2 separate regions of the Homo sapiens genome follow, and region 1 is linked to region 2. A link is a loop called in an ENCODE intact Hi-C map of the cell type or tissue named here. Cell type or tissue: natural killer cell. All regions are shown on one strand. Each heading gives the region's core, and the rest is flanking DNA. Links, peaks and the distances in the headings are about the cores only.

Region 1 (5,345 bases), core at 346-5,345, 180 kb before region 2:
AGTAGAGATGGGGTTTCACCACGTTGGCCAAGCTGGTCTCGAACCCCTGACCTCAGTGATCCACCCGCCTTAGCCTTCCAAAGTGCTGGGATTACAGGCGTGAGTCACTGCGCCCGGCCTCGTACTAGGTGTTATTTTTAAGGGAATATCCTCATTCTTAGAAAATACCGTTGAAGTTTTTAGGGAAAAGGAGCGTGATGACTGTAATTTACTCTCAAATTCAGAAAAAAATGTAAATTAATCTAGTACTAATTACTTTTCTATAATTAACATTTTATTTATTATGAAAAATAAAGTAAATTTAATAATTGATGATTATTAAATTTAATAATTAATAATCGAAGTTAATAATTGATGATTCCAAGTGAATGGTATACTTGAGTTCTAGATACTATGATAACTTTTCTGTAAGTTTGAAATTATTTCAAAATAAAATTATTTTTAAAAAACCCAACAGGCCAGGCATGGTGGCTCACGCCTGTAATCCCAACATTTTGGGAGGCCAAGGTGAGTGGATCACTTGAGGTCAGGAGTTCGAGACAAGCCTGGCCAACATGGAGAAACCCTGTCTCTACTAAAAATACAAAAATTAGCCAGGTGTGGTGGCACGCACCTGTAATCTCAGCTATTCGGAAGTCTGAGGCAGGAGAATTGCTTGAACCCAGGAGGCAGAGGTTACAGTGAGCCGAGATCGCACCATTGCACTCCAGCCTGGGTGACAGAGCAAGACTCTGTCTCAAACAAACAAACAAACAAACAAACAAACAAACAGACTTACCTTGTAGCACTCACTCAGTAATCCTTTATTGAGGACCTACTATACACCAAGCATAGCAGTTGCTGGGAATACATTAGGAAATAAGATAGGTAAGATCTGAACCCTCAGGAGGAGAAGACAGGTGGCAGGTAGACAAGTATTAGGTTGGTGCAAAAGTAATTGCTGTTTTTGCCATTACTTTTAATAATTTTAATAATTACAGATGGGATGTGAGTTTTGAATAGCAGGTGCTAAATGCTACAGGAATGTAGGAGAGGGAAATATAACCCAGTCTGGGGAGCCAAGGTTGGTTAACCAGACAAAATGAAGTTGAGACTTGAAGCATGAGTAGGAGTTAGCTGGGTGAAGGGGAAGGGGAAGAGTGTTGTAGACAGAAGGAACAGCACATGTGAGCAAACGGAAGTGGGAGTGGGTATGACTCATTGAAAAACTGCAGGAAGTCTGTTACTGAAGATGATGGAGAGTAAAGGGTCCATGCAGGCAGCAAGGCTAGAAAGATAAGCAGGAGGTTATGGTGGTGGCGATGGTAGACGCTTGTTAGCCATTGTGAGGAAGTGAAATATTGGGAAGCTACTAAAATTTTAATTAGGAAAGAGGCATGGGCAGATTTTTAAAAATGACATCACTGGTTTTAGGGTGGAAAATGGGTTGGTGGGGCGTAAAACCAGAGGGTTGCAAGGTAGAAGATGATGGTGGCTTGGACCAGGATGGTGGCAACAGACTAGAGAGAAACAGATTGTTTGAAACATATTTTCCAGCTAGACTTGGCAGAGGAAGAAAGAGGGAAGAAAGATGACCCCCCAGGGTTCCAGATTGGGCAACTGGATTATCCATGGTGCCATTTACTTACCTAGAGAAGTTGGAAGGAGAAGGTGACTTGGCCAAGAAGGGGACAAGTGGTTGTGGAGTCTGAGTCCACCCTGCACATTTCACATCCAAAAATGTAACACCAAGTATAGCAGAGTCCCAGGCAGGATGGAACTAAGGCTTCAGTGAGTGGAGTGAGCATAATCATATCCCTGATTTTCAAGGGCTCAGAATTGGAAACTTTTCTATAATGATTCAGGCATACATAGGCAGGTCTGAAGAACAAGGGGTATGATGGATAGATTGCTTTTTCTGTGCAGCAAACCTACCCATTTCTTCCAGAAATAACCAACTGTGTTGTCTAAGAATTTCTTTTCTCCCCTATTCCACACAGTTTCTGTAGGAGCTGTTATGTAATTGACACCACCTCACACCCCACCACACCCCATGGCCACAACGCACTCAGGTTGGGCCTACCAACTACTGGAGTATTAACAACTTGGACCGACATGAGAATTACATAAATGGTTGCCTCCTCCTCCTCCTTAAAACACTAAAAGGAACTTCAGTGCATGTTCCTGGAGTCCATGGTAATCCCTGGGAGCTGGACAAACCCTTGGTGCTTGCCACACTGATGATGTTAAGCTTGAGGCCAGGGAAGCCTGCTACTTACAAGATATGCGTTAAATGCTGTAAAGGGATCCTGGAAAAGGTTGGGAAATCTCCACCTTTCGAGATCATGGAGTTCTGGCATGTTAGACCTAGAAGGAACCTTATTTCCTCATTTATAGTTGGGAAACTGAGTCCTTTAATAAAAAGGAAAGACAATTAAATTACCTGTCCTAGATGGTTTAGTTACTCAGCAACCAGAAGACATAATGTCAGACCAGATGTTCTCTTGGGGTTCCTATAAACTCCACTGTTCTTTGATCTTGTGATTTTGTGTTGGACACCAGCCAATGAAACCCCTGAGCAATCAGGTTTATACTCTCCTCAATGGCCTTAGAGAAAGAGTATGGCCTGGGTGGAGACAGTTGTGTGGAAGCCCACAGTTCTGTCACGTAACTATTTTCTTCTTTAGAATCTTCTCTCTTTTGGCATCAGCTGACACAGGAAGTGGTAAAGCTATTATCTGTAGATTCAACCAAATCACCATTTCCTGATTCTAATGTTCATCAACCACTTTTGAATCCTCCCCCCACTTCCCCTCTATTTTAGTTTGAGGTTCAAAAGCACCCATGAGGTAAATTAATACTCAGCCAAGCAGAGTGAGGCCCTGATGCTCTTGTGGTTCTGCCATTAATTTGCTGTAACCCAGGGACATCCAGGCTAGTCCCTCAGGTTTCTCTCTGTAGGTAAAAGGGTTTCTAAAGTTCCTTCCAGCTCTGAAATTCTGAGATTCCTTGTTGAATCTCATTCTGCAAGGGGAATCTTATGGACCAGCTCCCTCTGGGAAGAAAAATGTTTCATGCAACCCTATGAATCTCATCTTAGTCCAAATCTTTTTTTGTTTGTTTGTTTGGTTTTTGTTTTTGTTTTTTAGAACACTATACTGGAAAAGTGAAAGAATCAGAGAAGCAGGATAACTGGCAACTGAAGTCGGCCAGCATCTCATGTGAATTAGAAATGGAATCGGGGTGCTAGCATCCAAGTGACCAAAGAAACTCTTTGCTGAGGTTGCATGGAGTTTAAGGAAAGAGGCTGTGGGGTCCTCCTTTGATGCAGCTACATTTCCCTCTGAGCCTCTGTCTGTTTCCTGTCAGTTTAGTGCAAAACTCTAGTCTACTACTCTGGGCTGGCTTAGAAAAAATGCATCCTGGTTTTGTTCCAATTCAGGATAGAGGTGGGGAAGTCCTGCTGAGCCTCTCCCACAGTGAGCCTTCCCCTCACCACTGGCAGCACTGACACCAGTGACTAGCATTCATTTCTTGGGGTATGAGTCCACTGAGGGTGGGAGGATCCTCACATTAACCATTATTGGGTACCATCTTAAATTGCGGACTTTGGAAGCCCTTGGCCTTCCCTTTCCCAGGCATTTTCTCCTTGGAGTGAAGATGTTGAAAGTTGGAGGTTAAATGACTTGCCCTAGGTCACAAGGTTGGTGGCACAGCAGGGATGAAAACCTTGGCCAATCTTCTGAGTCCTTGGTCAGACCCTTACGCCACAGCTGCTCTTTGTATAAGGGACAGTCTCACCTCCCAAGGACACTGCGCAAGGATGCCAGATATTGATATGACTGTTGTCCCAGTCCTCAGTGACCTTCTACATCCTGCAGCCTGCTCAGACAGTAGAGGAAGCAGCTCTGGGGCAGAGGGAACTGCCATATGTAGAGCTGCCCTGGTGGAGATAAACAGGTTGTCTGTCAACGTATGAAGCCTATGTAGGGCCAGGACCACAGAGCTTCCATTGCAGGAGAAATTAAACCTGTCTTGCACACCAATCCCAGTGCTCTGATTACATTTACAGAGGTCATGGCCTGCATTCTGTCACCATGGAAACCTCTCAGGCTGCCAGGGTGTTTTCTGTGCATGTGGTTGATATTTAAAGGCAAAGTCGCAGGCCGCATTGCTGAACTATCAGCTGCCAGGGGCAATTGCTCTCCTCCACCAGCCCGCGTCCTGGTGCTTCGTCCCAGAGATAAGAGGAAGGGGAAGAGATGAAGAAAAGGGCCCACCTGTCTCTAACAGGAAGGTCTTTTTAGTAGAGCCAGGTTTGTAGGGAGTCAGGCTATAGGGTGCAGGTGCTGGGATAGCAGATGAAGGGCAGTAAAAAAGGGCCCCAACATTGTCAGAATATAAGCATTTTCTCGCAAGAACACAGGCCCTCATGTTTAGTGCATCTCATTTTTTCTCTGATTCCTCCTCCAACTCATGAGCACATGTCATAGTGGCCATATGGAGCTGGGGAAGCCCCCTTTGCCTGAATGCCCTTGGTGGTTTCTATTTTGCACATCTGGTAGCTGCATGAATTGTGCTGATAACAATATAGCTTATGAAGGATCCCTACTTATTCTAAAGACCCCATAGCACTGTCCTGGAAAAAGCTATCATGGGAGTGACTTATCAGGAGTCCCAGGTGTTGGAAGAGGTAAATAACACCAGATTCAACAGAGTAAGAAAAGAACACAAGTGCTGACTTGGCTTGTGACCATCAATTTTTTCTTTCGTCTCAAGACAATTATTTCCACACCATTGAATGAAGTGTAGATAACACGGGCACCTTAATAGGCTGAGAGCAGAGGCTGTTTAGAGGAGATTTCAAGCACTGTGAGCATAAAATGAACATGAATATTCTGCAATATGCATCTTACAATTTGTCATTAAGTGGATGGCCTCAGTGATGTGATGCAACAGGCTTTGATTGGAATATTGAGCTCTGAAAAAGGAAATTCTGCATCAATAGTCTCATGATGCAAAATATCACATATTACTCAATAAGAAGTGTCATTGTGTTGAAAGTGCAGATGCTAAAAAGTACAGCAGCAGATAGGAACAGCTTGATCCACAAGGCACTTTTCTTTAGGAATTTACAGCCATTCCCTGAAGCTACTCAATTGTCCTTGGAGGTAGAACATGGTATAGCCTGAAATTACAATTCAGGAAATGAAGTGGATCTGTTTGATTTAGTTTCTAATCCTTCAAACTATGAAGACTTCTTTATGATGTTTTCTATTTCTCCACTTATTTATCTTTTCATTCAACTTCTCATTCACTCTCTTTTCCCTTTTTCTTTCTCACTAGCCTCATCTCTAGGCCATCAA
Region 2 (5,383 bases), core at 118-5,117:
TTTTTTTTTGAGACAGGCCCAGGCTGGAGTGCAGTGGTGCGGTCTCAGCTCACTGCAACCTCCGCCTCCCAGGTTCAAGTGATTCTCCTGCCTCAGCCTCCCAAGTAGCTGGGATTACAGGCATCTGCTACCATGCCGGGCTAATTTTTTGTATTTTGAGTAGAAATGGGGTTTCACCATGTTGGCCAGGCTGGTCTTGAACTCCTGACCTCGTGATCCGCCTCCCTCAGCCTCCCAAAGTGCTGGGATTACAGGTGTGAGCCACCGCACCCAGCCATAGCTTTCTTACTAATTAAAAATTCCCAGATTTAGAGCCTTTGGAGCTTCAGTATGAACTAACTTCCCAAATTAAAACTGGATTCAGGTACGTCTGTTAACAGATTGGAATTCATTAAATCCCACCACAGACAAATCCTATAAAAAGTGTATATTGTTTCAAATAGCTGGAAAGGAGAGCAGCCTTCCCCATCACTCACCAGAGCTGTGGCTCACCCCAGTAGAGTCATGTTTTTAGCAAGGTTCCTGTGGGAGACCTGTTTATGAAAGTGGCATTTGTGATTCAGACTTCAGCTCCCCATGCCAGCTTCGGAAAGTCAAACAGATGTTTCCTCGTTGACTGCAGCATAGCTCATCACTTATCCCAAGAGGAAAATCAGAAGAGGCTGGGGACAAGTACAGTTCTGTCAGCCACAACCACAAGAAAATGGAGATGGAGGGTGTGTGTGTGTGTGTGTGTGTGTGTGTGTGTGTGTGTTTTGTAGATTTGATTAAATGTAAGTTTAAGTATTGCTTTATTTAAAGATAGAATGATTCATCATCTATAGAAAATTTTATCCTCTACCTAAATTTCCTTTTCTACTCCCTTTTCCCTCCCCATTTCCTGGCAAAGTTCAGTATCTTTATGGGTCTCTTTGGAGTACAATCTTTGTGCTTTTCAGTTTTGCCTTGGATTAATAGGTTGTCTGAAAGCAAAGCTTAGCTCCTGATTTGTTTTATAAGAATAATAAGACCAAAGTTACTTTTCATTCACACATCAAAACACATGCATACCAAGAAAACAAATAAAATGTACATTGAATCTCATATACCACAGTAATGTGGCCTGGGAATTAAACTCATTAAATGGATTTCAAAGAACTGGGTAGTATGTAGTGGAAAACAATTTTGCAGTAAGCCTGAACTAACATTAGGTAGAACATAGTAAGACCTCTTTATTTCTGATCTCTGTGTGTGTGTATATATATATGTATAAACATATATATGTATACATTTTGTATATATATATAAAGTAGTGTTGCTGATTTTTAAGCTAGATATCAAATGCTTTAGAAAATACAAAAAATCAATTTTAACCATTTCCATGTTTTTGTTTTGGACATTTATTAGATATAATCTTGCCTAATTGTAGTCTAAAGTCAGATTTTTAAGTTAGATAAAAAAAAAAAAGCTGATGTCTCTTTGCTTGGATTGAATTCCTCTAGTCCTAGGCCCTAAAACAGTAGAAGGGTTGCGGCTGGTTTAGAAGTTTCTCTGCAAATGTACGTCTCTGTCTCTCCCTTTCAGACACTCTCGTTTGCTCTCCTTTCTTGCTCTGTGCAAACGCAGAGTGGTGTCTGTGTTTCAGGAAAAGAATGTGTGTTAAAAGAACTAATGGTCCGACTGTCCATCAGACTGGGCAGCAATGGAGGTCATCTGGCGGTCAAAACCAAATAATTTCAGCCTGTTCCTAAAGCCCCTGAAGCTGTTGACTCGATGACTGGAGTTCACCGCCTCTTGTTGCTTCTGTATCCTCTGAAACCTGGGACCTTTTTTTTGGAGACAAGAACGGACATATTTTCTCCATAGCAACTGTGTGCACAGTGCCCACCATTCAGCATTTGCTCAGGTTAGCTTGGCTAAAGTATACAGTCAGTGCTCCCTCTTGATACGTGTCTGCCCTGAATAGAAGATAGATCAGATTCTAAACCTAGAGGCCCCCAAAATATTGGAAGAGTCAGGATACTTGTGCATGTTTGAAGCTCATTGTTATACAGAAAATTTAAATATTTAAAAATAGAAAATATTTGTCTGCTTTTATAAAGAGACCCAATGTTCTTAATGCAAAACTTTCTACAGGCACATATTTTAAGGTGACTTCCAAGTTTCCACATTCATATGGAACAGATGGGAATGGAAGTAGTTTCAGTGTGCTGACAACTCCATTAAAAATGTTTTAAAATCCATAATCCATAAATCTGAACCACATATTGGTTATACTCATAGCCCTTTCAGTATTTCTTGTACCCTATTTGTGAATACCACCACCTGCTGGTAGTTAATGACAAGCTCTCACTTTGTTTACTGAAGAATCAACCTAAAAGTCAGTATTAAGTAAAATTTAAATGTTTTTAAGTAGGTACAATTTTGAGGTGAAAATCTATTTACTGTGTTAGTTTGAAACATCCTAACCACAATTAATTTGCAAAAACTTTTAAACAGACATTTGAAAAAAAATGCACATGAAATACTGTTTTGAAATGAAAGCTATTCTTAAATGATAACAATTTTTATTATCTTTTAGCTTCTTTTTCCTTGCTGACAACATTTCAAAGTAATGTTACAGATATCCACACCTTCAAGTCTGAGTTTCATCTCTTCTACTTCTTTTGTTTGCCTGCTTTCTAAAAGAAGTGTGTGTGTGCAATGAAATACCAAGGAGGAGGGACAGGAAAGCATGGAAAATCTACAAGCTGAATAATTAAGTGTTGACTTCTGAAGATTATGTCTGTGACTGAGGGATTTACCACTCTTACTTTGGCATTGGCTCATAAAACATATGTTCACAAAATCTGTTTTATGGGCTTTTTAACAGGATAAGAAATTTAAAATTTACAACAGAATAGGAAAATCAAATCTTCATGCAATGAGATTACAATATACATTGTTTATTTTAATTGTTCAAGTTTTTACTCATCAAACAGAAATATACTATAATACTTTACAATAAAATATAATGTCACATTGCCCAAAACAGTGAATGACAGAATTTTGTGGATTAAGGATATGGATTAAGGTAATCCAAAACTGCAGTTTATTAAACTTCCCCCCCAAAAAACCATGTGTTGTTCTTATTCTGAAGCTATGCTCTTGGAGTTTTCTGGCTTTCTTAAAAATGCATCCCAGTCCAATTTTAATATATGCCTTTTGGTGAGTCATTTTTATGATCTCTTTGCTATCTACTGAGACTCTTAAAATGTACTGGTTTGAGGCCGAACTTGGACTGTGATTCCTTCTTCTTAAATATGGTCTTCTAACCTCCTGACTGGGGGCCTCCTGCAGGTGGATGATTCTCTCCAACCCTCCAATGTAAGAGGCTCTGCCGCCTCAGGTAGGCCCTCCATCTTCTTTGTAGGCAGCCACACTACTAATATTTTTAGATGTTTGCAGCATTCATGTCTCAATATGTTCAGTATTTCAGGCAATTCGAAGTTGCAGACCCTTGGCAGCAAGAAACAAACCCTCACTGAAACTTTCTTTTACTTACATAGCCTGTGCTGAGTTTTATGTGTTATCTGGAGAAGAATGAAATTGATCCAACGCCTTTCCAAGAGGAAGAATGACTTCCAGAGATTTTTCTCTCTCAGGGGAGCTTTTACAGAACTTTTTCAATATTCTTTCATTGTGTGTATGGTTTTTTCCCCCACCATAAAACAAAAGGAACCTGTAATGCCATAAGGGGGCAAGGAATAGAAAGGGTAGAAAACAACGACACCAAATCCCTTTTGATGTGGGAAACCTAAGTAACAAACTCTATTAATTAGCCTAGGAAGTTTCTTCCTGAATTTGAGAATTCTGGGTTCAGTATGGCCCTTGCTTTGGAATTTTTACAGTTTGTTCCCCCATGACTCTGATCACTGCTACCAGGCCTGAGTTATGCTTCCTGCTGCTTACATTTAAAAGGTCACCAGGACAATGACTAGGTGACCGCCCATCACACAGTCTGTGAGTACATCCTCCAATAGCATCCTCAGCGTAAAACGCCCCCTACTGCTTCCAGGATGCCAGTTCACTAATAATTCTCAGGCCTTACTCCTAGCAACCAAACTAACCCTGTAGCTCCCAAGGATTCCTGCGTATATAAGGAGAGGGTAAAGGTTGGTGCCACATTTCTTTTTAAGGCTTTATAAGGCTCTATTCAGAGTGAGTCACAGGCATGTCACTCTTCTGTTGTTCACCAAAGCATAGATTCTTTACTGTCCACAGCATTAAAGCATGGCGTATTTTGAGAGATGGTTTTAAGTCATCCTTTCAACTAATTCAGATAAACATCCTTGCAGAGCATGGCATCAGAAATTTTCCAAAAATTGTCAAGGACTGACCCCTGCCCTCCTAGGACTTGCAGACTTAGGGGTCGTTCAGATCCAAACACAACTATAATAATTCTAATTCTAAAATGTGATAATTGCTATAATAGAAGTTTTTTTAAATACTGCAGGAGAGGGAGTGATTAAATTCACATCAGGGATTCCGAACAGCATTTTAGAGTATCTGGATTTTGAGGTGAATCTTAAAAGATGAACAGAAGAAGAATGTTCCAGGCAGGGGAACAGTAGTACTAAGAACGTGGCATTTGTTTTCACCAGGTTTCTTGCATCCCTTGACCACTTGGTTGCCTTTGTTGTTAAACTGTGTGTGTGTGGTTAACCAATTAAGGAAAGGAGAAAAGCTGATTCGAGATAGTCATGGTGTGAAAAAGCTTTGATCTGGACGTTTACCTTGATTTCTTTTCACGTGGTGATTCCGATATAAATAATGTCATTAACTTCCTTTTTTTCCATCTTACAACACATTTACCTGTTTCTTTCCATGTATATTGATACACACACACACCCCTCCAGTGTTTATTCTTGGGCATTTTCCAGTTTCTAATATGATGTCCACGAGTCAAATCAATTAAATTGAACCGATAATACAACTTAATGACCCTTCTTATCTTTGCAAGTAAACTTGAGAATGGAATGAATCTAAATGCCAACTCATTAACCTTGAAAGACAATTCAGGTGGTTTTATTCTAATGTTTCTAGTGTTTGTTTATAGTTGAGCACACTTTAAATATGTCTACATTGTTTAATAGCCTCTTGTACACAATTTTTTGATGGACTCAATTGATATTCTTCATTAAAGACCAGATCCTAATAAACTCATCTCCCTTACTCTTAAATTCACATTCAAACAGGAGATTTCTTAATGGCTTCTTAAAATGCTAAGTTACTAGTTTTAAATTTATGTATTTCATGCTGCTAGCCTCGGAGTTTCTTGTCCACATCAAATTCCTAATTATTTCTTTTAGATTTGTGGGAAACAATTGTCCAACACTTCTCTCTTTTCATTTTTTTCTAATTT

Evidence for each region. Hi-C counts contacts between places; a loop is a spot of excess contacts. Peaks named below come from ENCODE experiments on the same cell type or tissue, not always from the same donor. Only the 100,000 strongest peaks of a DNase experiment are listed, where the experiment ranks them.
Region 1: a loop joins it to region 2, with 1.8 times the contacts of the local background. A loop is called at or near these places in 6 of 110 quality-filtered maps.

The regions. Positions count from the first base shown.
Region 1 is chr17:48,438,887-48,444,231 of GRCh38, reverse strand. It overlaps a transcript of SKAP1 not described here. Among named protein-coding and RNA genes, the nearest start is that of SKAP1, 11 kb to the right of the region's middle. In natural killer cell, for the core only: no CTCF peak of the experiment used is centred there; DNase peaks (open chromatin) are centred at 2,731, 3,361, 4,071, 4,491 and 2 weaker places; H3K27ac peaks cover 4,437 bases.
Region 2 is chr17:48,260,117-48,265,499 of GRCh38, reverse strand. The region is part of intron 4 of SKAP1 (src kinase associated phosphoprotein 1); the gene reads left to right. Among named protein-coding and RNA genes, the nearest start is that of SKAP1-AS2, 32 kb to the left of the region's middle. In natural killer cell, for the core only: CTCF peaks have their summits at 2,140 and 2,351 (motif pointing left); a DNase peak (open chromatin) is centred at 2,309.